Linked DNA regions of Homo sapiens: all the other regions are linked to region 1. The links are chromatin loops, found by intact Hi-C in ENCODE. Cell type or tissue: endothelial cell of umbilical vein. All regions are shown on one strand. Region 1 holds the start of MAP2 (microtubule associated protein 2). Region 2 overlaps UNC80 (unc-80 subunit of NALCN channel complex). Region 3 overlaps MAP2 (microtubule associated protein 2). Region 4 overlaps MAP2 (microtubule associated protein 2). Region 5 overlaps MAP2 (microtubule associated protein 2). Region 6 overlaps MAP2 (microtubule associated protein 2).

Region 1 (5,000 bases):
GAAATATAAATATAATGAAAAATAAATTTCAATAAGAATATCAGGCTATAATTTCATTTTCTAAAGACCAATGTTTATTTTGCCAATACAAACTGAAAGAAAGGAGCAATCTAAGTAAAGAAGAAAAGAAAAGGGAAAGAGGAGAATGGAAAGAAGACAAAAAAGGAAAGAAAAAAGTCAAGGTATGTGATCTTAAAAGTAAATTATTTGCTCATTAACATAACAAAAAGCAAAAAAAAAAAAAAAGAAATTTGCCCCCTCTAGTGTGTGTTTTAACGGAAAACAAACTGTCTAAAACTTTCCCCAACTTCCACAATATAAACTTAACAGTAGACTGAAAGAGGATCCTGAGCTCTTTATTTTGTCTAACTTTCCATAGAATTTTACTGAAATGTTTAAGTAAAATGTATTACAGTTAAAGTACTACCATTCAAAGGAAAGCTTATGTCTTGAACAGGAAAGATCAAAGATTAGATTCAAAGTGTTTTTCATAAAAATTCATCTAATTGTGTTCACATCATTTTAAAATTCTGAATTCACCTAATTCACTGTAAAACTCCTTCCAATAAACATACTGTATAATTTTTATAAGGAAGCACCATGGCCTTAGTTCAAAGACATGACAGGGGAGGGATGGGGACAAAATATGTTGAAACAGAAAAACAAAACATTTATTCCTTCTTCACCCTCTTAGACAAAAAGGCTCATCTCTACCCTACATGGACAGCTTTTAATAGCTGAGAATTTGCTTTCATTCCACATCTTCCTCTACGCCCACCCACCTACCCACCCACCCAAACCTTCATACAGACTGTCTCCCTTGACTTTGGCCTTTTGTGTACTACATATTAATTTGCAGACTTTTAACTGCTTTTGGTGCCTAGAATCATTTTCTGCAATTGAAAACTGAGAATATCAAAAGTTGTTTCTCATAATGAATAAATAAATACATAAATGGTAATAAGTGCTCTCCTTAATGAAAAATAAAGGCCAAATTTGTATCAAGAGAGTAACATTACTGAAACCAAAATAGCTAGAGAACAGTAAGTCTAACATCCAAATGTCGAATTAAAAAGAATGATGTGAAGGGAGGGAAAATATGGTGAAATGATCAAAATACAGTCCTTACATGAAAAGGTCTAGATTGAGTAGATAAAGGTAATGGCAATAGTAAAGAGATAATTAAAGTAGCAAAAACACTTGATATATCTGAGAGAATCAGATATGACTCAAAGAGTTTATTAGCATCTTTAACTAATCTATAACAGAGACAAAAAAATTTGAGATTGTTTCAAAACTGTTATCTTCAGGTTCATGCATTTACTAATGACTTACCTAAAGTGACTACTTTTAGCATTAAGGAGGATAGTATTGATCTGGGGGTGGTGCTATCTTCTACTGTAACTATTATTTCAGATTCTTTATCTTAATCTGTTAAGAGGAAATTAAGTATTGAAAGGATTCAATAATCAGAGTTACCAACTTGAATACTAAAATCCCCATGTCAGTTTCATATGGTCAGTCTCAAAAGGACATCAATGAATCACTGAAGGATGCACCTATTGTCCTATAAGCAAATGTAATAATGATTTTTTAAAATGCCAACAGTGCAACTACATTTGTTAATAGCATGTCCAGTCTGTTGTCTAACTGCTAGTAAAATTCAATACAAAATATGTGTGTGTGATAAGAAAATACACAAAAATACACCAACATTTTTCTTCCTTTTCCCTTCTGATGTTTAGAAAATTTGCGAACTGGTTTAAACCAAAAGGGGTAAAGGAATGAAATTATTCCTTCAGGCTTAGAGGATTCTGTGCCAAGTTTCATTTCTGGCTACATATTTCTAACCAAGTTCAAGATCCCTGAAAAGGAATACATAAAAGAGAAAATATCCCTTTAACCTCAGTGGAATGACATTAGTAAAGGCTGCTATGGGAAGAGAAAGGCTTTTGCCCTGAGATGGGTGTGCTCCTGGTGTTTGGTTTCCACTGAGAGGATGCCTGCTCTCTCAATGAATCTGAAGTACCTACTAGGATGAGGTAATGGCTGTGCCAGTTTCACTGGGTCATGCTCTTTCAGCACATTCTTTCCCTGTCTCCTCCCTGAGAAGGTGCTGTAAACAAGTCATCCTGAGAGGTGCTGCAGAGAATGAACAATCCTAAATTCAAAATTCTTGAAAACACTGGCCCTCCTATGGCAGTATAGAAGACTAAAGCAGCCATAAAGAAACAGGTTATTTGATTAGAAAAGGGAAAAAAATAAGAGAGGAGATAAATAAAATAAAAATTAATATAACTAAAATATTATTTTATAAAAGGTAGCTCTATTTTTAAATTACTTAGATCTTCAGATGTGTGTTAAGCAATTTTCTACTTATGGTTTTAAAAAAGAAAACTTTGGACATTAAATAATATTGTAGCAAACTGTAAAATATGAAAAATTAAAATTAAATAAACCACAGATAAACAGCATGTACCACTGATCCTAAAGCCACAATGGCTCTGATAATATACAAATCATGAATGCAGATGTACACCTATGATAATCAGATGAAATTACCAGGAAATCAACATAAACATACACACACAAATATAATAATCCTTACTGAATGAGAAAAATGCCTTTTTTCTTGAAGGAAGGGTTCTTTGTGTGCATGGGGCTGGGGCTTTTGGAACATCCATGATTTGCAAATTCACAAGGATTTCTACCAAAATACACCTATTGCCCGGTTAAAGGGCTGCTTTGTGTTATATTCTGATGGAAGGCTGTAATCTTTTCCCTGGGCATAAAATTAAAAGCATTCTAAAGGGCTTCTATTTATTCAATCTATTTGACTGCCAAAAAAAATCATAATTGTCCACAGTGAAATGACATAGTGAAAGAACTATGCTTTTGAACTGGGCTGGTACCTGCAGCTCATGCATGGGACATTTTGCATAATGTGGCTCACATAGAAGGCTTTGTTCTCCATCGCCTCACTGTGGCTGCAAACCTCAATTTCAGTTTGCAATCATTTCCTTTTCTAGACTGATCATTTTAAAATAAATTATACCTTTAACATTTAAATTAGTTCCTTACCAACAGTCATCAATCCCTTTGCCTCACACCCAAAATTATATACCACCCAACAATATTTTTTTGTTTTGCACTACAGATTTTATTCACAACATAATTTCCAAACCCTCAAATACAATTTTAAAAAATCAGTCTCTTAAGTACCTATTTCCTTTTGTAACATGTATATAGTGTATTATACATTTGTGTGCATACTTGTGTGTTTAGGCATTTAAACAAAAACCCTTTACACCGGACTCAATTTTAAAGCGTCTATGTCCTGGAAGCATTGTGCTAAGAGCTTACGACAGATGGCACACAGCAATTGTCACAAACGGGCTTGTTGCTAATGAAAGCTTTTTATTTTCTGACAAAAATCCTGAAGTCCGGATGCCAGGCAGAATAACATTAATTTCCAGTTTTCAAGGATTTTTTTTCTGACTCCATCCATACCCCTCCCCCTATACACACCCAAATATACAGCTCCCCACTCCTAGCCCCCCACACACTCTTTCTTGAAATTTCCATCCTTAAACAAAAGACGAGGTGGGGGAAGGCAGGCAGCCAGCACTGCAGTCCTCCTCTCCCCACCAAAAAAGCCTTTTAAAAAGAAAAGGAAGAAAAGAATAGATGCACTGTAGATTCAGAGGTCCACCCCCAACGTTTAAAAAGAAAAACGACTGTGTGGAAGCCTAACCAGACTCATTTCTTCGTGCCCCGCCCTCCAACACCACCAGGCATTTATTTTTCATTTTCCTACAATTATAAATATCAGTCCTCCTCTCCCAGCTGTTTCTGAAGGAATTACAGAGAAACATGATTTGAAATGGACAAGGCTTCCCTCACTCACTCACTTCCCAGTGTGCAGTTCTCTGCAGCTGGATGAACAAAAAAATCCCCTACCTCGATTTCCTATTTTCCACTATCTTTGTAGAATCCACTCCCCTTCTTTCCACAGCGCAGGTAATACTGGCTTTCGATACACGTATTCTAACCTGGCGTAAGTTTTCAGTTGTTTCAAAGTGGTACCTAACAAGCTCACTCGCTCTTCTACGAAGCCAGGGCTCAGGTACCAGTAGCGTCCGGCCCCCTGCTCCGCAGTGACACCTGGAGAGGACAGGCCCGAATCTTCCGCCAGGTGCACGGCTGGCCACTCGACCAACTACCAGACTGCCTGCTGCGAGTCCCAGAGGACGAGACACAACCCCTCCCCATTCCTATCTCTTTCTACTCAGAGACCGAGGCAAAAGGAGAGGCGCCCTACATAGAGCCAGAGGTGGGGACGGTCTCTTACCTGGGCGCAGAAACTGGATGCACCCGCGGTCGCGACTGCCACCGCTCACGGACTTAGCGCCCTCCGGAGAAAAAGGAGAGGGGTAGAAGGGTTAGGGGAAGAAGGGGAGGGGGGGGAAAAAGAAGGAGAAGGAAGAGAAAGAAGCGGAAGGGAAGTAAAGGAAGAGAGGATGCTGCTGCTGCTGCTGCTGCTGCCCAGAGCCCGCGCAGCCCGAGCGCCCGCCCCAGACTGAGAGCGGCGCCCCCAGCCGGCTCCCAGCGCAGCAGCTCCGCCTCGGCCCCTCCTCCCCGCCCCGCGCAGGTCCCGCCCCGCGCAGGTCCCGCCAGACTCCGCGAGCCCGTGGGCGGCCGCGGCGGGGCTGGCGCTGCCACCGCCGCAGTGTCCGGGAGGGGGAGCACGACCGCTTCGCCTTCTGCCGCAGCCGCCGGCCGCCAGGCGGGGACCGCGAGGTGGGAGCCTCGGAGAGCCCCGCCCAGCCGCTGGCCCGGGCCTTCTCCAGAGCCCTGGTCCCCTCCCGCGACAAAGTGAGGCCAGTGCCCGGGCGGCGGGACAGGCGGGCCTTCCTCACTGGCGTCCTTGGAAAATCGGGGGCAACAGCTTTAGTCTCTCGGGAGCAACCTCCGCAGACCCCCTGCTTCCCTCCCCTGTG
Region 2 (5,000 bases), 530 kb before region 1:
AGAGAATTTGCAGATTCTATTATCCAGCTGCTTTGGCAGCACTGGGTTGGACAAATGAAGCAATACATTTCTGTAGGGCAGAGACTCTAATCAAGAATATTTTCTTCAAGAGCCTTGTAATCAACCATACATTCTGCAAATTCAGAAGTATAGATTGCCTTAGCAATGTTTCTTAACTTGTTGGTTTGATTCAAATTATTTTGGCAAACATTTGCATTTTTTATATCATCCCATTTCTCTTTCTCTTTTTAAAAATCAACTTTTCATCCTTGGGTGACATTATCTATTCTTATAATTTAAGAACGATTTAATACTACCCTCAATTCGCAAATTTATATATTAAGCTCCAACTTTTACACATATTCAAGTGCGCACTTAACTTATAGGAGAGCCTTAATTACATCCTTTGCTTAGTATAAGTTCAAAGCATCTGGATCTGCCCCTAATCAGCAACACAGAATGTCTCTATTTGGTCAGAGACTATGGCAGGCCTGTCTTTTTCAAAAGCTTGTTGTGAGAAATTGCGTTAATAAAGGGCATTTAGTCTAAATATTCCCTGAGCAATAAAAATGTTGCCCTCCTATTGATCCAGGCCATGAAATAGCTGTGCTCTTGAATGACATTATCCTGGCTTCAGATCAATTGCTCTTGCTGAACTGCATTATGACATTGTGCCAACTTTATATACTAACAGGCATCCAGCCATGTACAACCAGCACTTTATCTACTATGGGGATGTTGTTGAGGACTCTGTTCATCATACTACTCTTCCCTTTTAACAAACACCAACCAGGAGACTGTTGAAGCTCAGAAAGCAATACGCCAAAATGAAGACCTCAGAAGCCAAGGTTTTTCACTGATCTTCTCCTGCCCTCCTCTCTGTGGCCTCTCATTCTTTTCCAAGGCTAGCCATGGAAACTGGAGACCCTTTTCCTCAAAGCAAGTCATTGAAACCAGAACCTTTTTTCCTGAAGCCAGCCATAAAACTTAAAAATATTACACTAAATTTCCCCCATCTTTCTGTGTAAAAACTAGCCATAAAGAAATTACCTGACCCATCTTGTTTGATTGTAGGTCATAACAACGCCCCCTTTCCAGAAAGGGTCTTGCCCCATTCCCAGAAGGAAGGAATGCTAACCAGAGAGGCCAAGAAGAATCCAAACATACAGGCCATGCTGGGTTTCCTCACTTGGTCTATTAGAATGGGATCATACCCTTTTTGTCCAGTCATATTTATACATGGCTATCCATACTTTGTTAAACTTAAACAAAAATGGAGAGCTTCCCCTGTATTTTTGGGTCTTCATCCTGAAGGCTCCTGTGTCAGGTAAAACTATGATCAAATACATTTTCATGCTTTTTGATTATGATCTGCCTTTTATCAGTTGACTTTCAGCAAACCTTCAGAGAGTGAAGGGGAAATTTTCCCTTGGCCCCTACAAGATTTTTCTTGTTCTTCGTATTTTAAAAAAGTATTGTTTCACCGAGCAACTGTTTTGTTTTTAACTTATTTATATTATGATTTTGTAATTAATCTTTTTTTCATTCTTTGCTTTGATAACTAAGAAAGTCAAATTTATGGTTCATGAATAATATCTAATATGATCTTATATTGATTTCCCGTGCTAATCTTATCATAAAAATAATTAACTCCTTGAAAATCTTTCACATTATCCTGACTCTATAATTTGTATACACTCTCCCTTCAAATATTTTCTGAGTTTCCTCAAATCCTTTATATAATAATACATAAATGTAAATGTGATTATAGTACTTACAACTTTGTATCATAGTTATTTTCTTATGTGCCTCTTGCATTGAACCGTGATAATCTTGAAGACCAGGACCTTAGTTTACATCCCCAGTGTTTAACATAGTATTTGAACCATTCTCATTAGCATTAGTATCTATTGTGTCCAGATCTGTGCCAGGCACAGAGCTAAATCATTTCCAGTTCATTTAACCTTTAATAGGTATTGGCCTCTAGAGGGAGCGCCAGGCCTCTCTGACTCTTGCTGTCCCCTCCCTCCAAATGCCCTAAGAAGAGTATAAATACAGTCAGGTTATGGGACAGTCACTATCTCATAGTCTCTCTCTCTCTCTCTCCCTCTCTCTCACACACACATACACACACACACACATCCATCTTTTAGGAATATTTTTCCCTTTCTCTCACAAAATGGCCATTGGTCATAATGATTTTCTGACTCTGGGAATGTGATGTTTCTCTGTTCACAGAATTGCTTAGGTCAGCTAGAGAAGACCAGCGGGAAAGGAAGTGGAGGGGCTGAATAGATTCCTAAGTTGCTATGACAGCAGTACCTTAACACTCCAAATGTCCCTCCCCTTTCTCTGAAGGCTCCCATCTAGGAGCTGAACTTCTCAGTGTGAAATAAGCTCTTCCCCATTACTGCACAGCAGGGAGTGTGAACTCCAGTGAGGCTCTGGGGTTCTCCAGGGCAGTACTGGGTGTGTGCCCACAATTCAAAGAATGTGAAATTACACTGGAAGAAAAAGAATCTATGCTCACTGTACATTTCTGTCTTCTCATTTTCCTCCATTTAGTACTTTCTAAATTTAAAAAAAGGCAATAACCAGGAAACTGTGAGTTTTGTGAAATTGCAACGTTATTTGGAAGTGGCTGAACCTAACTCTACTTTTACCTTTATAGATACGTTAAAATTTCCAAGTGAATCTTTTGTTACCCATGACATTTTTCTTTGAAGGGATTTTTATCACCCTTAACAAACAATTACAAATCTGAATAGAAGGTCCTCTGGAATCACGTTCCTTTTGAAACACAAATACGGCCTTTAGCATGAATTTCAAGTGAAATGGCATCTCTGTAGGAAGACGAAATACGAGTGCACAGGGAAGTAATTCTGGGGCCTTTCCCTAGCACACTAAGAGTAAAACATGTAAATGACGACTGGCCTCATCTAGTTCAGAATTTTTACCAGGACACATTTTTTTAACGGTTGGAAGGCTGTTTATATAAAGGGGATTTCAGGCCCAAGCCAAGTTGGCTGAGTTAAAACTGCTTACTTCCCTGCAGGGCTCATTACTGGCTTTTTAGGGACCCTAGAAGCAGAAAGTAGTTGTGCATTCCTCATGTAAAATAACAGAGAAGAAACATTCAATTCTTGTGAAAAATTCGAATCTGGGCAGTAAATAGTAGTGAGAAGAAGGCTACTTTTCTAAGAATTCAGGTGATAAAATTTCCCTTTCTTTCTCTTTTATTGAGAAGCACATATATAAACTGTGCTTTTCTATCTTAAGAACATTTTCCCCTTGTCCACGCTAAGATCCTGTTTGATGGACTTAATGCACACTTTAGCAGAGGGTTCTGTATGATGTGTACCTAAGTCACCGGAAACAAATCATTCTATATTAAGAGTTTTTCCTGGAGAACCCCCACTCTCAACCCAACACACACATTCAGACACATGGGCCAAGCTGTGTTCACACTTGGGGCAGGGAAAGCGAGGCCAGTACCTCATGTGAGACTTCACATCCAGCAGTTCCAAGGCAATGACCCGAGGCTCCCCAGCCAGATTTTGCAAGATCTTCAGCCGTGGCCCACAGTGCTTATAGAACTCAGTGCAAATATTCAGTAAGGACTCCCGGGGTCTTCTGAACTCTTCCCGAGCAATTCGTTCATCCAGTTCCTCTCTGGGAATGCCTTGCCCTTCCTCCAGTAAATGAAGGTTTTCCCTGGGAAATTGTGAAAGATTAACTAGGGGTCTGAAAATGTATTCATGTAGCAGCTGTGAGAAGAGGGTATCACACTGAAGAAAAATATAAGATTCCTAATGAGTTAATGAATCAGTAGGGTGAGGCCAAGGAGAACCTCATCCGAAGGATAAAGAAAGCTTAGCAGCCTAGAAGAGACTGTCATCCCAAACTGTAGTAAACCCACTTTTGGGGGTTTACCCAGAAATAGTATGTTATGCATCAAATGAAATCTAATAGAGCCATAAACCAGCTTAAAAGGCAATCATCTCAAGATGTCAGAACTGGTATGAAATTAGAGCAAGTCTTTCTGTACCTGATAAAGTGCAGTTTGGCTCCTTGTTCCTGGTACCTGGGAGTCAGAAAAACAGTCTACATAACTATTAGAGCAAGAACGGGGTCCTTTGGTTGGGGCTTCTTATCGACTTTCATATGAAAAGCCCTTGAAGCTATACATTTTGATAAGCTCACAAATATACATATATTACTCCTAAAACATAAAGGCTTTATCTTTCATTTGGCTAACACATATATTGCAATTATAGCTGCTGCAAAAGTTGTTTTATTGTTGCGTGATTTGGGTAAAGACGACTATTATAAAAATATATACAAACTCATAGAATATAGCCAAATGAGAGAAATTTTTGGACATTTTGAAATTTAAGTTATAGTTTTAATACCATGTGCTCTGTCTTAAGTGACAGGAAGGAGAATCATGGCTGACTTCCTTTCAGTTCTGGAGACTTATTGCTTTATGATTCATGGATACTAAGACTTTAGAAGCCCTCTTTCTTCTTTAGAAGCCCTCATTTAATCCAGTGAGCCTAGAGAAGTCCCTAAATATCACTTAAGCTATAGTATATCATTTTCCCTTAATATAGGAAATTGAGGCATAAGTTAACCATCACACCAGGCAATTTATAGCTGGGTTTGGAATTTATTTTTGTTTTATTTTTAATATGAATATATATGATGAGCAGGGAATTAACTTTACATGAATAATGATACACACTTAAAAATAGGCTTCAGAGAGAGTGAAAAATTATTGAATTTCTCCTTATGATTTCCAGGCCAACTATTCCATACTGGGAAAAGAACTTTTTCTTAAGCTGATTTTGGGTTTGCCCTATCTTAAATCTTCCTTGTAGGAGGAAGCTAATTAGGCTTTTTGTGTATGTCGGAATATTTAAAGCTAACACAGATGGAATGAAACGGGTAAAATATTAACTAGTATAGCCAGTATCTGAGTTACACCACAACAAGAGAAG
Region 3 (5,000 bases), 130 kb before region 1:
TGAAGGAATTTGAATACAGGTTACATACTAGATAATATTATTGAATGAGTGTTAAATTTCTTGGCTCTGATAACAGTATTGTAGTAATGAGAATGTCTGGGTCTTTAAAGATACAAGACGAAGTGTTTAGAGGTGAAGTGTCTTGCAAACAGTTCAGAAGAAAAATGAATGTGTGGCCGGGCGTGGTGGCTCACACCTGTAATCCCAGCACGCTGGGAGGCTGAGGCAGGCAGATCACCTGAGGTCAAGAGTTCAAGACCAGCCTGGCCGACATGGCGAAACCCTGTCTCTACTAAAACTACAAAAATTAGCTGGGCTTGGTGGTGCGTGCCTGTAATCCCAACTACTTGGGAGGCTGAGGCAGGAGAATTGCTTGAACCCAGGAGGCAGATGTTGCAGTGAGCCAAGATCACGCCACTGCACTCCAGCCTGGGTGACAGAGCAAGACCTACCTCAAAAAAATAAAGAAAGAAATAAAATAAGAATATGTGTGTGTGTTTATGTAGATATATGAATGTGTGTATGCACATGGTATATACATATATATCTTCCTGAAGAGATGAGAAAGATAACATTGTCATCATGTTAACAATTAGTGAATCTAGTGAAGTACACACAGATATTCATTGTACTATTCTTTCAATTGTTCTGTAGCTTTAAAATTATTCAAAATTAAAAGTTTGGAGAAGAAAATATTGTGTGTGTTCCAAATAGCTCATGATACAGTGGTGGAGAAAGGCACATAAAACTGTTTAGAGTTCAATGTGCTCAGCTCTGCGATGAGTTTTTCATAAGGCACCATGAGAGTACAGAGGAGGATAAGCCGAATTCTAACTCCCTCAGTGCACATCCTGTGCTTTTTCCACTCCCACACTGCTCATGGACTTGAGCCATTAAAGGCTCTCTCATCTTTCCTCCCTGCATCACTTCAACCTGTTACCTTTAGCTGCCTAGTAAAACAGGACCTAATCTAAGCTAAAGACAACCTGGCTCATTCTCACTCTTCAGAGCCCCTGGGATCCAGGGCCATTTCAGGATGCCAAGGACTCATTTTACAGACTATTCTGGTACTTGTAAACCCACTTGGAAGAATGCCTTGATGAGTCTTCCAGTGATGCCTGATGCTGGAGTTGGATAGTGGCTCTACTGGACAAGAGCCTCCACACGATTCACTCTGGTGTGAATGTGCATGCTTACACTCCATAACCAAGTTGGAATGTAGCAGCTTAAACAGGGAAAAAAAACCACATTTTTTTCCTGCTGTCTACCTCCATACCATTCTTGAAGAATTGGACAGGAGTCTTCTCTTCTTACCAGACAGGTAACGGAAACAACAATTTGTCATGAGACTCACATACTGGACTAAAGTTTAGTCTTCTCAGTACAGCCAAAATGCTCCCATTATGTGAGAGAACAAGATGGTGCCACAAGTCTGTTGTCTGGTCTCAGAATTAGAAACCGTAAGTCCAAGATTCAGATGAACCTGAATAGTATTTTATTCAGTGTATTTTGAATTAACAGTGAATGTGAGATCACAGATTTTCCAGAGCCTACTGAGTATTACTTAACTATGTTAAATTATTTTAAACAGTTCAAAAGAAAGGACAGTATCTTCTGTTAACATAGATATTCAAAATATATTTCCTTATCTGGTAGATGTCAACTTAATTCACCCAAATAATGTATAATTATAATAATACATATTTAATATATAGCACTTAACTCTGTATTTCCATTAGGAGAATGATAAGCATTATACTTGAATATTCTTATTTTGTTTTGTTTTGCATTGCTTAATAATTAAAAAAGAATCTCAGCAGTAAAGACATAATTTTATATATGTAGTTTAAATTTTTTTACAACGTAGGTTAGAACATTTTTGGGTTTAATATGCCATTGTCAGCTACAATGGTTTTATGTCAGATTACCTCTAGTTAAGATATTTCCTTCCATTTTGGTTGTTTCTTTCACTGTGTAATCCTTTTTTTTTTTTTTTTTTTAATAGGCCAGATTATGTTGCCAGTATGTGTGCGTGTATGCAAGGGTGGAGGTGTTTCAGGTTGAAATCTGGCACCCATGTTTAGGCCTCACATTTCTCTCTAAGCAGTAGAGGGCAGAGTTGTAGCACTTACTATGTGCCAGACACTGCTAAGAACTTTACAAGGTTCACGTAATACTTACAGATTTAGGATGCAGATCCTAGTATTGTCTCCACTTCAGAGATAATGAAACTGAGGTACAGAAAATGAAATAACTTGTCTAAGGCAACGGAGCAAATAAATGGTAGAACCACAAATCTTCAAAAGAAAGAAGGCCTGGGGCGGGATGCAGTGGCTCGCGCCTACAATCCCTGCACTTTGGGAGGCCAAGGCAGGACGATCGCTTGAGTTCAGGAGTTCAATACCAGCTTGGACAACGTGGCAAGACCCTGTCTCTACAAGAAATATTTAAAAAATTAGCTGGGCATGGTGGTATGTGCCTATAGTCCCAGCTACTTGGGAGGCTGAGGTAGGAGGATCACTTGAGCCCGGGAGTTGGAGGCTGCAGTAAACTATGATGGTGCACTGCACTCCAGCCTGGGCAACAGAGCAAGAGGCTGCCTCTAAAAAAAAAAAAAAAAGAAAAGAAAAAAAAAAAAGAAAGAATGCCTGAAAATGATTTTCTCTTTTCAATTTCTTTTCAAGCAGAAAATCCAGCTTTTCCAGAACTAATACCATTAAAAGGATAGTTAGAACACAACCACTAGGCTGTCTTTCTGGATGCCAGGCCTGTTACAAACTGCAGATGCTGAGAATGTGACTAGATTTTGTAATTCATCCTTGAAGGATGGGAGTAGAATATTGGCATTCTCCAGTTTATAAAGACAAATATTAAATATCGCTTGGTTTTCCTGGCTAGACTTTTGATATGTTTGAATGATACTACAAATCTGAGCTAAAAATGCTTTTTGGTACCTCTATGCCTGGCACAATCCAACAATTTAACAAATGCTGAATGGATAAATAAAAGAAATAAACTTGAGTTGTGAAGTAAAGAAATAAAGCTGAATTTCAATTTTGACTCCTTCATATTGAAAATGTATAGATAAGCCCCTTTATTACTAAAAAACTAGAACTTTGCCTGTGGTTCTGTATGTTCTCAATGCTAATTTACCTTATCTCCAGTCCAGTCATAAGCCTTAATAAACAGTCCCATCCGGGTCTTTCCTTCTTCCCAGAATTCTCCATAACACAAAATTGTCCAACTCTCGGCCTCCATTAAAACAGCTTCCCCTATAGCAGATTCCACCGGGAATGTGGAAAATTTTTTAAAAATAACTGAACTGAGTGAATATTCGCTGGCATCTTAGCTTTCTCAGAATATGTGCATTTTTTAAGTGTAATAAATCCTTGTTTAGCAGATAAATTCTACCAAATAAACCTCCATAGTTGAATTCTAGGCAGTAAATAGAAGCAAACATACAAAACAAACAAATAAACCAAAAATCAGACCTAGGATTATAAAATGAAGGATAGGATTATGACGGGCACTGGGCACCCTTTTGCTATCTTCTGTATGAATCATCTGTTATTTTCCAGACATGAAGTTGGAAGCCCCAAGAACCAGGATTTATGATTATATTTGCCCATTCGATGCCTCCCCTAAAATTCTGACACTTTAAATCCCTTCTGAAACAAGGCAGAAAGTAAATTATATATATATATAAAAATAATATATATATTTATATATGATAGATACATAAAATGTGTATATATTATATTTAATGCATATATAAATTATATATATATAATATTTATCAGATAGTTACTGTGTATTTAAATTCTGTGGTAACAGTTTACCTGCTACCGAAATGAATCTAAAATTTTAGTCCCAAAACGAGCTTTTATTTTATTTTTTAATTTTAATTTTTTTTTGAGACAGTCTCTGTTGCCTAGGCTGGTGTGCAGTGGAATAATTCAGGCACAGCTCACTGCAGCCTCAACATCCCAGGCTCTATCAGTCCTCCCACCTCAGCCACCTGAGTAGCTTTGTATTTTTGTAGAGACAACGCTTCACCACGTTGTCCAGGCTGGTCTTAAACTCCTATGCTCAAACAATCCATCAGCCTCTGCCTCCCAAAGTACTAGGATTACAGGCATAAGCCACTGCACCCGACCCCAAACCAACCTATTAGACTTTCATTCTCCAGTCTGCATTCTTCACAGCAGCCTACTGTGGCAGCATCCATCTTAACTCACAATGGTACCATGCTTACATCTGTCTGAATCCTACACCCTCGGGTAGAAGAGAGTGGAGAAGACCAGTCCTAGAATATAGGACGCTGTGGCCAGAGTAGTGGGCTAAATTTGGAGCAGGCAGAATAAACAGGGGATTTCTTCTGGAGACCACCTAGCTGCCAAGGGTTACAGGCTGAGCCAAGCCAGGATCTGGTGGGGAGAGTTTAGATTTGAATACCCAAAAGACTGAATTTCAATGCTTTATTAAAAAGCAGAAGCAAGTATTAAGATGAGAGTCAAAGAGCTAAAAGGTCATCTCCTGAGATAGAACTGTATATTTCTGTCATGCCTTCATTCTCAGTAGTTTACACTGTGAAACAGGTATCTTGAACACACCCATTGGATCCCTTGTCCACGGTGTATATGCTGGACCCAGCTCCCACCCACTCTCGAGTCAGTTGTGAGCTTCTTTTCTCAACTCTGTGGTCAGTGACATCACGAGGACAGCTTGAAACTGGCCACAGGAGTAGTATTTACATACAGAAATCCGCTAACTCTACAAATTAGGGCATTTTACATCTTTCCCCACTCTCCTTGACAGCCACTTTACCAGCATACCACTAACTATCAAGAAATTAAGAGATGCTTCTTCTTTTCAATGTAATACATTTATTTAGGCAATGATAACATTCTCAAATACGCCACTTAGGGATGAGGACAAATTAAATAAGTGTAGAAGGGATAGCCCAAAAATAAGATAAATAGAGGCATAAAAATAGTTTA
Region 4 (5,000 bases), 100 kb before region 1:
AAAAAATGATTGAGGATATATGTATATGTACATATGTATGTATATATATGTATGTGTGTATATATGTGTGTATATATATGTATATACACACATATATACATATACACACACATATACACACACACATATATATACATACATATGTACATATACATATATACATACATATGTACATGTACATATATACATACATATGTACATATACATATATACATACATATGTACATATATACATGTATATTTATGTACATATACATGTATATATATATAGTCCTAAGATGACATGGGCTCAGCTATTCTTCCAGGTCCTCTTTTGAGAAAGAACCCAAGTTCTGATGCTCTTTCAGCTACAGTGAAAGGTCTGGGGACTAGAAGTCAAGCATTCAAAAGGCTGAACTGTCAATATGTTAACCAAATTATAATCAAGTTAAGAATGAAATGTGGCAACTGAAATATTTTCCCATAAATGACAGAAGTGGTTTTAATAAAAAAGCAAATATAACATTATATTGCTATTTTATAAATTAAAGCAGATTTAGTACATAAAAATTTTAAAGTGAGGAACCATTCCTATCTTTCTCTAAAACAGAATTACATAGAATTTCCAAGAAAGAAGACTATATAATATCTACGTAATATTTCCCATTCTAAAGAAGTTTAATTTTTAGCTTTACATACAATTACTGATTTTGAGTATTTGTCCTGAAGAGCTGTGGCTCACCTACAACAGGTTCTAGGGTTGAATTTATACATATACCATGTGGGAAGTTTGGGGGGATGAAGGAGGTAGGTATACACTTAAAAATAAATGGGAATTACAGCCCAGTCTTCTAGAAACTTGAATTTGCATATTTTCTGGGGTGGGCAGGGGGGGAAGATGGCTTCTACCTTGCAAGATTCTACAGGGACATATAATCTATGCCTACCATGCCCATAATTTAATAAATAAATGTTAAGCCCCTGCATTAATTTAGAGAGAGAACTTCGTATAATATGAATCTTTTTGGATCTCCTGAAGAAATATGCCCAGAGAAATTACAGGGATTTTGAAAAGTTAAAAACAAAGCCAGGAGGCAATCTATGTCTTCTCACTGGTTCTCAAACTTCAGCATCAGAATTACTTGGAAGACTTGACAAAACGCAGGTTACCGAGCTGCAGCCACACATTTCTGATTCACTAGGTCTGGGGTGGAGCCCAAAGATTTACATTTCTAACAAGTACCCATGTGATGCTGATGGTGCTGGTTCAGGGGACACTCTGAGAACCACTGTCCTTCATGAAGGAAGGGCATAAAGAAGCCAAATCAGGAGCTCAGCTCTCACCTCTAAGAGGGCACAGCCACACATGGTGTCACACTAAGCACCTGAGAAAGATCCATAAGAGATGGTTCCTTAATCAAGTATGTAACCTCATTGTTGTGAAGAAAGCTGCTAGTGGGATGGGAATTGTGGGATGTGGTGAGAAAGAAGAGAGGCGGAGTACACGGCTGCGAGGGGAAGACCAGACAACAGTAGGCATCGGTGTATGCGTGAAAATAGTGACTAAATTCATATTCATTGAACAGATATTATTGAGCAACTATGATGTGCCAAAAACTTGGCTAGATGTTAGGGACTCATCAGTGATCAAAACAGAAAATGTTCCTGCTCTATGAACATTCTAGTTAGGTGAAACAATAATTAATTGTACAAAAAAATATATCAGATATATCAGTAATATAGAAATGCTATGGAGAAAAATACAGGGTAGAGTAAGTGAGGATTAAGTGTTCTTTTTTATTTCTACACAGGGTGATACAGGAACGATGTCCACCAGATATCACACTAAGAACTGCCACAAGAAAATGAGACAATTCTAATGTGTAACTTTGCAATCACTTTTCTCCCAGATGCCAGGATTAGTATAAAGAGCTCCAGATAGTGAGGGTGCAGAATTCATAAAAGTCCATCTGCCTGGAGCTCTGTCCTATTCATATATTCACAAGTCTCCTGGTTTAATTAAGTAAATCTGGGAGAGAAGAAAAAGTATTTGTTGGTTTTGTAGTCAGTCAGCTTTACAGATTCCCCACTATATTCCATCATAGATCTGCCATGGATGATCAAGCTTAGGAAAGACATTTGTACATCTTATATCTCAGGTATGAAATGAAACTTTTCTAACACATGACCATCATCAGAAAACAGGGATGCCGTTAGATTTAGTTACAGTTCTTATTATAGCAGCACTTCCTTCTTTCACTTTCAGGGTGGCAAAAAATAGGACTTAGGTCAGCTAATACTTCTGCAAGGATCTAGTATGAAGATAATCTAGTTAGAAGACACTGTTTGGTTAGTTTTCAATGATCCAAGGAAAGATTTGCCCCAGGGAGAATCCTTGCTCTTTTAAATTTATAAATGCATATATCCTAAGCAAATACTCACGTATTTTACCCAAATAAATCTAGAGTGCTCTTTAAAAAAAAAAGAAAGAAAAAAATAAAGAAACAAACCAAAAAACGAAAGCCTGAGAAAGGTCTCTCAGCCTCCCCCTTCTGTATTTCTCTCTATGTACTCACATGTGGATATTAATTTTATATTCTTTAAATTGGATTTCCCTCCACTTCCAGAATTCTCAGGCACTCAGACATTTAGTGAAATATGCTATTTGCTTTTGTATATTATTACTATTTAAACTCTTAATTTTCTGCATTTTCATGAGGTCACTTCCTAGACTCCTAGTTTCCTCTTTTAAACCACAGCTGCCTCAAGCTGACTATGCTCAAAAGAATAGGACTTATGAAAAAAGTAGGCATTGCTAATCCACTGCTAGTTGAAAATACTTTCTGAATTATCAGACCTTCTGTAAAAAGCCCATGATATGCTTCATTATGTAAACAAACCTCCTCTGTGTTGCTTTTTAAGCTTGAAAATATCAAAATCATGACATAACATGAGAAGAATTCCATTTTGACAAAATGAAAAACACAAAAATTCTTCTACCCAGAAAAAAAAGAAACAGAATGTAATGGGGGAAAATAAATGCAAAAATAGAATTGGCTAGAAACCAGCAACCACAAGAAAAGAAATATGACAGGAAATGGAACTAATCAGTTACTATAGTGAAGAGTTTTTTCCCCAGACTTTCTTAGGAGAAAAAGAGAAATTCTAAAGAAATGTAGAAACTAAGAGTTTGGACAAAGTTATTTATATAATCTTGAACTATACAAAATTCCCTGAGAATGTATATGTTTTTTGAAAGGACAATGGAGTTTTTATTTAGCGGAATTTTGAAAGTTTATCTTCTTTGGGATTCTTTTGGTAAAGCTTTAGTTAGAAGGGTTGGAACTTTTGAGGAGTAATTTCTATATAACTACACTATGATATCTTTTTCCAGAGGCAGAATTATCTTCCTTTCTAATTCAAGGCCACTCGAAGGCTTAGTCCATGCAGGAATGGGCTTGCTTTGTCAGAACCCTCTTCAGCTCAGCAACAGACATTGCCAACAGATTAGCCTTCCGTGAATAACAATTCTTCATACACTGGAAAATTTTTCACATGAAAATTGCTCCTTTGGGTTATTCTCCCATTACAACTTACTTTTATTATTGGGTTATTTTGGTATAGACTATATCAAGTTTTTTAGCTGTTTTATGCCTAGATAAAATTAGAAGACGTCATTTCTAAATATAGATATGAAAAATTAATCTCTATATTAAAAACAAATTTAGAAATAATTGTCATTTATTTGCTAGTTGTTTTGTGACTCTAAGTTTTAAAAAAATTAGTAGCTAATTCACTTAACAAAAGTCATTTCCAAAATGTTTGACAACCTCTGAGCATGTCTACAGAGATGGTAGATACAGAATAGTCTTTATTTAATTTCTAATATCCTACTGGAAAAATATGGATAAAAGCTAGAACGTATATTAAAAATAATACGGCTCATCTCCATTTAATTTATATACAAGAAAACCCAGGTCTCAAGATTTGAATTTCCTTATTCAAGGTAACACAGCTGCTTAGCAGACGAGACAAAAATTGAAACCAGGTCTCTGGATCCCAAGGGACACTGATGGTCCCTAATTATCATGGGGTAAGAGAGATCCACCAACAACCAAATAACAAACACAACAGGTAATGAATTGAAAAAAAAATTGATATTAACTTTTTTCACACCCTTTGTAATCCATAGAAGCTTATTCATAAATAAATTAGTGAATGTCTTGTGATTCAATTGAACCAACATTTCCCAGTGTTCAGGCAAGACAGAAAGACTGAAAAGAGGATGAATGATGAAAAGGTTCCTGAGTCAAAGTAATTTATTGAATTTTTCTTTTTCCAGCTCTATTATTTTACACATATAATAATGAAAGTTGATGAATGTATACTTTATGCAAGTGTGTTACATATATTACCTGGTAACATATTATATTGTATAGTGTATTGCATGTATTACCTTATTTATTTCCTTTTATTGCTATTATCTTAATGTTTAATCTCATGTTTCGAGGCTACTAACATAGCAATTATCATAAAGCTAACAGCCAGCATTTGAAACCAAATCTAAATGATTCCAATGTATATCTCTATCCAGTGAATTATATTGCTTAATTGTTGAAAACTCTCCCTGACTCTGGATTATGTGTGTTAAAAATAAAAAAAAGAAAAAAAAGAAAAAGACTAAAGAAACTACTTCTGCCTGTTGAAAAAAATCATATTTCTAAAATTAGATACAAATAACTATTAAAATTGATTCTAAATTGGGATAAATAAGATAAACAGGACTTTCAAAATGAATGCCTTTATGCATCACTGAGCATCTAAAATGCCTTCTCAAGGTTTCCATGCCAACCTTTCTAGAATGCTAAAATAAGCTGTGAAACAACATTTACTCATACCACAATATGTAGTTTTTGATGCACTAAATTGTTTCGCTGCATTTAATAAAAAAAAAAGCTCAAATAAATTTTGAGTATTTAGCAAATGGGGGAAGTAAAAATGGTACCAGTCATCAGTGAGCA
Region 5 (5,000 bases), 150 kb before region 1:
GATGCAGCCCTCACTTACGATTTAGCGGTTTGCCATAGGGGCTTCTGGTACCAAATGCCTGACAGGCATTTTAATTGCCTCCATCCAAGTGTGTCCCCAGGAGTCGAGTCTATCAGCCTATGAATGTCATCATCTGGTCTCCTTTGTGTTAATGCCAGACACACACACACACACGCACGCACGCACGCACACACACACACCGCTTAAATAGAGAAACAGTTTTCAGGCATATAGGATTACAAACAAGTTAAGCTACACAAACTGGACATGACTAAATACTAGTTTATGGGAATTTTTATTATCTGCATTAAGGACATCAGAGATTTGTTGATGTTTTGTCATTGGCAGATAATTACAATATTTTTAACTATCGCATATTGCTTATTTATATTCCAAAATAAATATCTTCATTAAAGAAATGCATATATTTATGTATATTTTCCTACAGAAAATTCAATACCCTTTTAACAGTTATAATTATGCACTTGGCCATGTTTTCCTTACAAGAGAAAAAGAAAAAAAAAAAACAGAGAATTAGAAAACCAGGGCCGATATGTGATTTCTGGGGGCAATCTATTTACATACAAAAGCAAAAGGAGGTGGCAACCAGCTTGGTCCTGGGGCTTTTCAGTCCCTGAGGGCCCAGGCAGAGAATTCAATCTTTGGCATAATCTGTATCCCCTCCATGTTAGCAACTGAAATTAGCAGTTGAATATCCCTATTTTACAGTGCCCTTGTGTAGGGAGGTTAAGTGTGGAATAATTTCCTGCATTTATTTCCTGGGGAAAAGGGAAGGAGAAAAATGTCAATAAATAAGTTAATTTTTACAGCATTGTTAGCAACCTGAACCAGTGAATGGAGCAAAATTCGATGAGAACCAAAAAGGCCAGCTGTGAAGAAGGTTGCTGGGAAGAAGCATCACCATGGTTACTGGAAACAGAAAGTCAAGAAAAAAAAAATATGATGGCAGAGAAGAGAGAATGAGACTACAGGGAAGGAAATTGAGAGACAGATGATATGTTTCTTTTTTTTTTTTTCCTTCTTGAAAGAATCGCCTCCATCAGTTTTATACTGTATTTTGAATTAAGATAAATTTGCATTCTCCTTGAGCCACCTTTCTGCCCCATTTTTTAATCACTAGCTAATTTTGCTTTCATAAATATTCAAACTACAGTTCTTTTGTATGAGATCAATTCTGCTACCCCTTGCCTCTATCCAAATACTGGCTTCATGGAACCACTTAGCCTAGTCCACATCCTTTGTTTCATAGGTGAGAAAGCTGAGGCCCAAAGAATATGACCAAGGTCACAAAACCCAGGCACCCGCAGCGTTTCCTGATTCAATCCTCTGCCTTTCTTCTCTCACCAAGTGACTTTCTTTCCCTGCTCTCTTTTGTTCTGTTTGCAAGCAATACAGATTCCAGAAACATCCTTTGTCTTTGATTTTTTAAACCTTCTTGTATTTGCTACAGCAGTGATGTATGTCCCTCTTTAAAATGCATTGCAATCATTCTGAAGACTTTTGCAAATATCTGTGCTGGATTGTATTTGAGGTCTGAGGAATCTGGGGTAATTATGTCACTGCTTTTCTTTCATTTCCAGTCTGGCAATCAGATAAATCAAGCATGATTGCCCTTTTGTGAACCTATCTTGTTGAGCCTGAACTTCATCATTACATACTAGGCACTCTTATCATTACTGGCCTCATTATTTCTGCAAGCATAAAACTGGGTAATCAAATTGAGTCGGTCTCCCAAGGCACCTTCTAGGTATAGACAAGTTAAACTTTCCTGGGTTACCAAAAACAATGAAGCTGGAAAATGGAAAGCCCAGGTAAAATTAAAAATTACAATAATAATGATAATAATTCATTCCAAAACAACCACTGGAGGGCGCAAAATTTCTTAAAATCTTTCTAAACTACTCAGTAAATGTGGCTAGAATTTTGACCTTCATATTTTACTGTTTTTATTTTCTTTCCAAACTGTTCTTTCAATATTCAGTTTATATGATTCAATGCTTTTGGATTAACTCATCTATAGATAGGGTCATACTGCTTTTTTTGATGTCTAAAAGACAGTTGCTGCCACCATCATCATCCTCTCTCCCCAGTATGTAGCTATAAAATGAATAAATCACATTTTGAAAATGTATGACTACCACAGGTAATAATCACAAGAGATTTCAGGTTTTAGTGAATCCTACATACTGGTTAGAATTCTTCCCCCGACCCGCAAAAAAAAAAATGCCCCTTTAAATATAATCTCCCTGTTAAATGTCTATTTTTCTTCAGTGATTTTGGATAATGAGGTGATTTTTCAAAGTGAATGCTTTATTTTAATGTATTGTCTTCTGTTCACTTCTGAACATAAAAAATGATGCCTAAGACTTATGTCTGGGAACATGAATCATATTCTATCATGAAAGCACATAACAGGGTCCTGGTCAGTCTAAAAAAATAGCACAGCTTCCAAAAACATTTAATACTCTCTGGAGGTCATTTAATATTTAGGGATACCTAGTTCAGTACATGAGAATGAGTTGGTACACTCTTTTTCTTTTCTTTTTTTCCCAATTGTTTCCAACATGGAGTAAGTACCATATGTGAAACATAATTACTGCCCTTAGGTATGTCATATTCTAAGAATACAAGACAACCGACAATTGAGATACTTCTGTGAATTTTTAGATTTTTCATATTTATGCCCAAAAGCCTAAACTGATGCTTGCCTTACCCTTCTTCTGTCTGACAGTATTTTAGACCTTGGATTACCACCATTCATCCATTCAATCAATTGTGATGGCACACATACATATTTTTCAGACTCTTTACAGGTTCTGGGAATGGAAAAAAAGTGGGAAACAGGATTTCCTTTTCAAGACACTTCATTTAATAAATTAGTTAACAGAAGGCCAGGCATGGTGGTTCATGCCTGTAATCTCAGCACTTTGGGAGGCTGAGGTGGGTGGATCACCTGAGGTCAGGAGTTTGAAACCAGCCTGGCCATAGTGAAACCCCATCTCTACTAAAAAAAAAAATACAAAAATTAGCTGGGTGTGGTGGTGCATGCCTGTAGTCCCAGCTACTTGGGAAGCTGAGGCAGGAGAATCTCTTGAACCCAAGAGGTGGAGGTTGCAGTGAGCCGAGATCGCACCACTGCACTCCAGCCTGGGCGACAGAGCAAGACTTCGTCTCTCAAAATAATAAATAAATAAATAAATTAGCAGAAACCTAACTTCACACTTCCTTTTCTCACTTTGATGAGATACTATGACTCCACCCCTCTGTCATATCTGCTTCATTGTAGATGCCTGATCTTTAAGAATCTGATTTAGCTATACTCCCAAATTTAGTTAATTCACCCCTGTGCCTCTTCTGAAATAACTTTGATTTCATTCCCTAAATATATTGGTCTGCGTATTTGTGTATGACTACCTAAACTCTCCAGGAATGAATAATGGAGACTTATCTTCCTTACCTCCTTAAAGCCTTTGCTCATAGATCATCTTCCAACCAGGGCTTTCCTAACTACCATAATGAAAGTTGCAACCATGCCCTTTCCATGGCTTTTCATTCCCTGCTGCATTTTACTTTTTTCCATAGCACTTATCATAGCATAAACTTTTCTTATTTACTTCTAACTTCACCCCGCTAGTTCCACGAGGGCAGTCATTTTTACATGTTTGGGACACTGGTATCCAAAGCACCTAAAACAGTGCCTGGAGCGTACTGGCACTCAAACATGTTTTTTAAATGACTGAATATGAAAAATCACACTAGTGGATGAATTGGAATGTCTAAACACAAGAGAAGTTTTTGTATTCCATATTGTCTTCCCTATTCTATATATTCAGTCTTTCTTAAAAATATTGCCTTTTATTTGTAAGCGACTCCTTGCCACATATATATGTATTTTTTTTTTTTTTTTTTTTTTTTTTGAGATGGAGTCTCACTGTTGCCCAGGCTGGAGTGCAGTGGCGCGATCTCGGCTCACTGCAAGCTCCACCTCCCGGGTTCACGCCATTCTCCTGCCTCAGCCTCCCGAGTAGCTGGGACTACAGGCACCCGCCATCACGCCCGGCTAGTTTTCTGAATTTTTAGTAGAGACGGGGTTTCACTGTGTTAGCCAGGATGGTCTCGATCTTCTGACCTCGTGATCCGCCCGCCTTGGCCTCCCAAAGTGCTGGGATTACATGCATGAGCCAGCGCACCCGGCCTTCCTTGCCATATATTTTGTAATCAATATGTTTTATAATTTCTATTATAGGATGTAAATTTATTTTAAATAGAGACTTGTCTCCTACTCTCTTTGAATTCTGCAAAGTACCTAGCATGGGGCTATCAGCTTTTAAATGCTCAGAAAGAGTTTGTTTGATAAATCATGCCTTCTCTTGGTATTAAAATGTGCTAAATTATAATTTTTAGATTTTTAAAATAAAATTTGACAAATTAATGCTGCCTCATGGCCAAAATATTTTGGAATGACCTTTGTAGAGATATGACTACACTTACTAAAATTTGTACTTTCAAAAATTTATAATAGAAATAATACTTATGCTTTCCCCTAGTATTCTTGAGTTTGTTATTCTAAATCAAATAGGCAGATGTGTAAGTATTTTACAAATTATCATGATATCCAAAATCACTGAACACTGTTTTGCCTTATTTACTATAGATGACATTTTCTCTTCCAACAAAGTTGGTCCACACAAAAATATATTTTGGTCAAAAAAGACAAAAAGTGTCATAATCAGCACATTAGTCTTAGATATACAAAATGATAAAATTATATTACTTTTTACCTACAAAATGCCAATTTCAAATGGTTCAACCTAATACCTAGAGAAGCTATACATGGATGCGGGATTGGGTAGCGTGAGTTGTACAAAATGACTCCCATGTTTATTGCAGCATTATTCACAATAGCTAAGATATGTAAACAATCTAAGTGTCTGTAGATGGATGAATGGATAAAGAAACCATAATCTCTGTGTCTGTGT
Region 6 (5,000 bases), 50 kb before region 1:
AATGGGAGACATATCAACAAAATAAAAATGCGGAACCTTATAGTGAGTTGAAGATAGCAGTCACTAGAAGTTGGTATTTTAATAATGTATGATAAACATCAAAAACCTAAATTATTTATGTATGCCTGCCCTACATATATTTAGAAAGTGGACTCTGCAACAGGAGAGTCGCAGCAGCTGTGATGTGCTGGGTGTCCATGACACAACTATGTTATCTCTTACTGCTCCTGTTTCACGTTCTTCTATAGTGAGGTTTTGTAAATTGTATTTCAAATATCCAGATACATTTTCAACTTGGCAGTAGTAAACATTTGTCTTCAATTAGATAATTAAGCTAATAATCACTGAGTGCTGCTCTATGCTGGGAATTCTTTGGATGCGTTAACTCACATAGTTTTTAAAATAAATGTATGAGGTAGATAATATTATGGTTATCTCCATTTTAAAGATAAGGACATCAGGCACAGAGAGTCACTTGCTAAGGGTCACAGGAGATAGCATGATAGGGATTTTAAACTGGACTGCTTGATTTCAGAGGCTGGGTTCCTAACCACTAAAATTGATGTCATTCTCTTACAGGTAACTAGCAATAATGACGTGTTTACCAGAATTTTTTGTTTGTTTGTTTTTCATTCTATTTTCCCCACACCTAACTGATCCTAATCAGGTGCTACAAAACTTTAGCCCAAGTAGCACTTTCTTAATACAATAGAATAAGAGTAATCTACCAGTATTTTTAGTATCTTTATTTTATTTTTTGAGACAGAGTCTCGCTCTGTTCCCCAGGCTGGAGTGCAGTAGCCCTATCACAGCTCACTGCAGTCTCAATCTCCCAGGCTCAAGCCATCCTCACACCTCAGCCTCCGCAGTAGCTGGGACTACAGGCATGCACCACCACACCTGGCTTTTTTTTTTTTTTTAATATTTTGTATAGAGGAGGCCTCACTTGTGTTGCCCAGGCTGGTCTTGAACTTCTGGGCTCAAGTGATCCTCCCATTTTAACCTCCAGAGTAACCAGGATTATAGGCGTGAGCCACCATACCCAACCTTTAGTATTTTCAACATCAGAACTGTCAGAGTGGAGAGACAAAGAAGGAAAAATGTTAGAAGGGATGCAGAGAAGGGGAGAGAGAGGTAGGGGGAAGAGAAGAAAGCATAGGTAGAGATTAAGACAGACTTAAATATCCATTTAAAATTATTTCCCTTTGGTTAAAGAATAGCCTAATGTTCTTTATTGTGCCCTCCACTAAAGACAATTGTAAAGGGTTTTAGGAATAGCATGAACCTTTCACACATGTGGCTAAAGCAATGGAAAGAAAAAAAAATCATGATGTATTCTTTATTGTCATTATTTTTAATTTTTTTTAATAGAGCCATATTTATGTACTACAGTTTGACTTCTTCATATTTCATTTTTGTGGCTTTTTTTTCAATATAACATTTTCTTTTGAAATAGTTTAAGATTGACAAGCAGTTACAAAGTGGCCCAGGCTATGGCATACCCTTCACTCAGCTTCCCCAATTCCATCGTTAATTTTTTGTATATGAAAAAGTGAATGGATCACTTTCATTGTTTCCAAATCTTCTGAAAAGCACAGAAACTAACACTTGTGCAGTACGCACACCAATGGCCTGCAAGGTGGCTCTGTTGCAAGACTCTTGATGAAGCTTGGGGAAGACGTCATCAAACTCTGGACTTGAATGTTAAACCTGCTGGCAGCCTGCCCTCTCACAGTATGGTCTTCGTCATGGGTGCCAACAAAACTTGGCCTTGTTTAAAAAGAAAAATAGCTCAGCCAATCTTTGTGATGAAGGTTTTGAATGCTTAACTGAATTCAATTAGGACAGGAAAAAGGAATTGCCTTTACATGTGCAGAATAAAAAAATCTGTTTTTATTTTTTTTCCAAAGAGCTCACTTTTCTCAAATGAGAAAATGAAGTTTAATTTAGTATAAGAAAGATCAATTGTAATAAAGAAAACTTAAAAGGCTTTGTGTCAAGACGGATTATATTCAAAAGCAATATTTAGGTGATGGGTTAAGAGAACAGCTGGCACAATTAAGGCCTGAATGTGCACCCTGTGGTTGAGAAGAAAATGAAGAGCACTTAATCATATGGACGTCGTATATTTTTCAAGACATAAAACCTCTAATGTTGCTTTTCCCAGACCAAGGTTGGTGAAAAAGCTTGGAGACTGTTTTATTACATTGGGCTTTCTGCCCAGTTTTAATCACCATTAGGGAAATAGGGCTCTGACCAGGATACTATATTTCACTTTCAGGATGGCTAGTGGCAAGTAGCATTGTATTTCCTAAATTACAGCCTGAATTATACGTATAGCAGAATGATGAAAAAAAAAAAAAAACTAAGAAAAACAAATCGTGGGGAGGACTACTACAGGTTTGACTAATTTACCACTTTCTGTAAATGGATCTCTTTCTTCAGCGTCGGTTTACTGAGATGTTTAATTCCAAAGTATAGGAAACAATCTTATGTCAGAGGTCAATAGATCTTCTTTCCAAGTGACTGCTATCACTTTGAGATGGACAGAACTCTCATTTCCAAAACTAGGATCCACAATCATGGTCTCGAGAAGGCTTTGGCTTAAAATTCATACCCATTTTTAAAGTATTTTCTAAATGTTTATTCTAGATGCACCTTCCTCTATTCTGGATGATAAGAAACTTGTTTTGTTTTTTTTTAAGATGAGAAGTTCCCAGAATAGTAAAATACATTCAATCTAAAATTTAAAAAAGCATTTTGAGTTATATTAAAATTGTCTTCTCTGAAAGAGAGAAATGGAAAGCTTTGTCTAATAAACATTCAGCATGTACCAACTGACCTCTCATCAGTTTTTCCTAGAGAAAAGAAATTTACAGTTTTTCTAGAGACTCTTCATAGAAGGTTCTGGAATACTGCTAAACTGTGATCCACCGTGTTCATATTTCTTGTACTTAAGTACTATAAATATATTCCATACAAGTTGACATAATTACATAGTGTTAAAGTTAAATATGCATTAAAAACTAGAATACATAGATACAAAGATTGATGCTTATTTAAAATTGACACATTAATAGAACAGTAGTTCAAATAGGCTGAATTTTTTTATTGCCTGCTCTTCAAACAAAAAATGGTTGTTTCCTACTTGAACATAACAATATTGATTTGACCCCTAAGCTGTACTTCACTATTTTATATAATTTCTGATTTTACATTTTATGAGGCTTTTCCTCTCATATGTACCCTTAGATGAAATAGTAATATCTCTGCTAAACATTTATTTCTAAATGTTTTTATTTTTTCAAATACTATGTTTTTCCCTAATGTTATAAAGTAATGCAGTTTCAGGACAATTGCACTGAGCAGAGATGAAAGGGAGTATTTGGCCTTTCAGTTCAGAGTTGTATACAGTGGCTTAAATAAATAAAAACAAGAGGAGAACTCTATACACAGTTTATATATTTTTACCATGAGTAAAGACAAAATCTTACAAGTATGCATTTTTAAGAACTGATCAGAAGATGGTTTTACATTCACTGACTTGTGATTTGTGTACGTGTATAAACACACAGTAGGATGTTACCATTTTTATGTAAACTTCATGACGGGAGCAAATTACTTTACTGTAACAGATTGTGTTTAAAGATATCTAACTATAAATCAATTTTCCAGACTGCAGGATTAAGACAAGAAATGGAGCTAAAACTCATTCCTCTTCATACACATAGAAAATTATTAGGTAGGAAAAAAATGCTTTCACCCAATCAAGAATAATACTAGAGTGAAAACCCATTACTTGCAAAAAGTGAAAAAGATATTTGAAATTATCTCTGGCAGGAGGGAGAAGATAAATCCTGACCAAATTGGATTCAGAAATAATATTGTTGAATTGAGAAAAATATATATGTTTTCCTCATGCCTATTTATAGATTTAAATTGTTTGCATATATGTATGCATATAGTAACAATCTCCATGTATTTTACTCACTGTGTAGTAAAATACGGTTTTATTTTATTTGCCTGAAAATCACCCATTTCGAGCTTTAAGTAGCACCCATTTGTCCTAGTATTTGTGGTGTAATAAAGTTATACTTTGTTACTTATACGAACAGTTAATTTTTGTAATACATACACATACACACTCATATATAATATACTTCTCCCCTCTCTTTCTTTCTTATAACAATACTGATCTTCAAAGCAGGAGATTATGGAATATAATGGTCCATACTATTATATTAGAATGTAATGGAATACTATTTGTCAGAAACCAGCATTGAGAATCTGCTTTTATAGACTGTGCATTGTTCCTGGGCTGGTGGAATAAGCAATAAATAATTATTTTAACAGCGATATAACTGCCTTCCTATCATGCTGTAACATAAATTATACAAAGGACTCATAACTTTCACTATCTAAGAAAAAAAAATCCAACTGACAAAACACATGCAGTAAAGTCATTGTCTTTAGGCACTTACACATTTGGCTCCATTGAATTGCAGTGACTTCCTAAAACTTAGACCAAAGTTAAGTACATTTACAAAGATTAAACCACAAATCAGTTGTAGCCAAAATTGCTTTGGTTCAACACCTGGCAGTATGCCCATATCTCAAGCTCCCCTTGGTAAACCACTATAGAGAGCATCTAAGGTAATGAGTACTACTTCTAAAGTTTGCCTCCTCAGATCGGTTCAATGTTAGAAAACAACATGAATCAGGTTTGTGGAATGTGAGTAGAGCACTGCGGAGTAGATCCTTAAGTGGTGAAACCACACAGAAATAGACAAAGATTGCATAAGGCAAATAAATACAGTAAGCTAGAAATAATCACATTTTCTCCTAGTGAAACCTTAAGAAGTAATATGTGATAATTTTTTTAAAATATATGCTGTAAAATACAAGGATACAAATATGTATTTAGTCATTGTTTAATAAGGTGCTATTAAGACAGTGATAAATAATTTTAGTTCTATTTCCTAAGTTCTAATTTTTCATTA

What was found. Peaks named below come from ENCODE experiments on the same cell type or tissue, not always from the same donor. Only the 100,000 strongest peaks of a DNase experiment are listed, where the experiment ranks them.
Region 2: a loop joins it to region 1, with 10 times the contacts of the local background. A loop is called at or near these places in 16 of 110 quality-filtered maps.
Region 3: it touches region 1 in a loop (16-fold over the local background); 68 of 110 quality-filtered maps call a loop at or near these places.
Region 4: it touches region 1 in a loop (6-fold over the local background); 6 of 110 quality-filtered maps call a loop at or near these places.
Region 5: a loop joins it to region 1, with 12 times the contacts of the local background. A loop is called at or near these places in 30 of 110 quality-filtered maps.
Region 6: it touches region 1 in a loop (3-fold over the local background); 11 of 110 quality-filtered maps call a loop at or near these places.

The regions. Positions count from the first base shown.
Region 1 is chr2:209,423,628-209,428,627 of GRCh38, reverse strand. It overlaps MAP2 (microtubule associated protein 2), which reads right to left and starts at 4,581. Exons shown (of 16, transcript NM_001375505.1): 1 at 4,352-4,581. RefSeq lists a silencer at 4,511-4,900. In endothelial cell of umbilical vein, CTCF peaks have their summits at 2,978 and 4,763 (motif pointing right); DNase peaks (open chromatin) are centred at 2,987 and 4,697; H3K4me3 peaks cover 1,734 bases; H3K27ac peaks cover 1,690 bases.
Region 2 is chr2:209,958,203-209,963,202 of GRCh38, reverse strand. UNC80 (unc-80 subunit of NALCN channel complex) reads right to left here. Exons shown (of 65, transcript NM_001371986.1): 50 at 4,049-4,084; 51 at 3,496-3,714. Among named protein-coding and RNA genes, the nearest start is that of RPE, 42 kb to the left of the region's middle. In endothelial cell of umbilical vein, a CTCF peak has its summit at 1,978 (motif pointing right); a DNase peak (open chromatin) is centred at 1,992; H3K27me3 peaks cover 211 bases.
Region 3 is chr2:209,553,663-209,558,662 of GRCh38, reverse strand. The region is part of intron 2 of MAP2 (microtubule associated protein 2); the gene reads right to left. Among named protein-coding and RNA genes, the nearest start is that of MAP2, 130 kb to the right of the region's middle. In endothelial cell of umbilical vein, a CTCF peak has its summit at 2,101 (motif pointing right); a DNase peak (open chromatin) is centred at 2,122.
Region 4 is chr2:209,523,973-209,528,972 of GRCh38, reverse strand. The region is part of intron 2 of MAP2 (microtubule associated protein 2); the gene reads right to left. Among named protein-coding and RNA genes, the nearest start is that of MAP2, 100 kb to the right of the region's middle. In endothelial cell of umbilical vein, no CTCF peak of the experiment used is centred here; DNase peaks (open chromatin) are centred at 2,172 and 2,902; H3K27ac peaks cover 3,227 bases.
Region 5 is chr2:209,574,457-209,579,456 of GRCh38, reverse strand. The region is part of intron 2 of MAP2 (microtubule associated protein 2); the gene reads right to left. Among named protein-coding and RNA genes, the nearest start is that of MAP2, 150 kb to the right of the region's middle. In endothelial cell of umbilical vein, CTCF peaks have their summits at 1,687 and 1,895 (motif pointing right); no DNase peak of the experiment used is centred here; H3K4me3 peaks cover 49 bases.
Region 6 is chr2:209,473,763-209,478,762 of GRCh38, reverse strand. The region is part of intron 1 of MAP2 (microtubule associated protein 2); the gene reads right to left. Among named protein-coding and RNA genes, the nearest start is that of MAP2, 52 kb to the right of the region's middle. In endothelial cell of umbilical vein, no CTCF peak of the experiment used is centred here; DNase peaks (open chromatin) are centred at 1,742, 2,212 and 4,602; H3K27ac peaks cover 1,835 bases.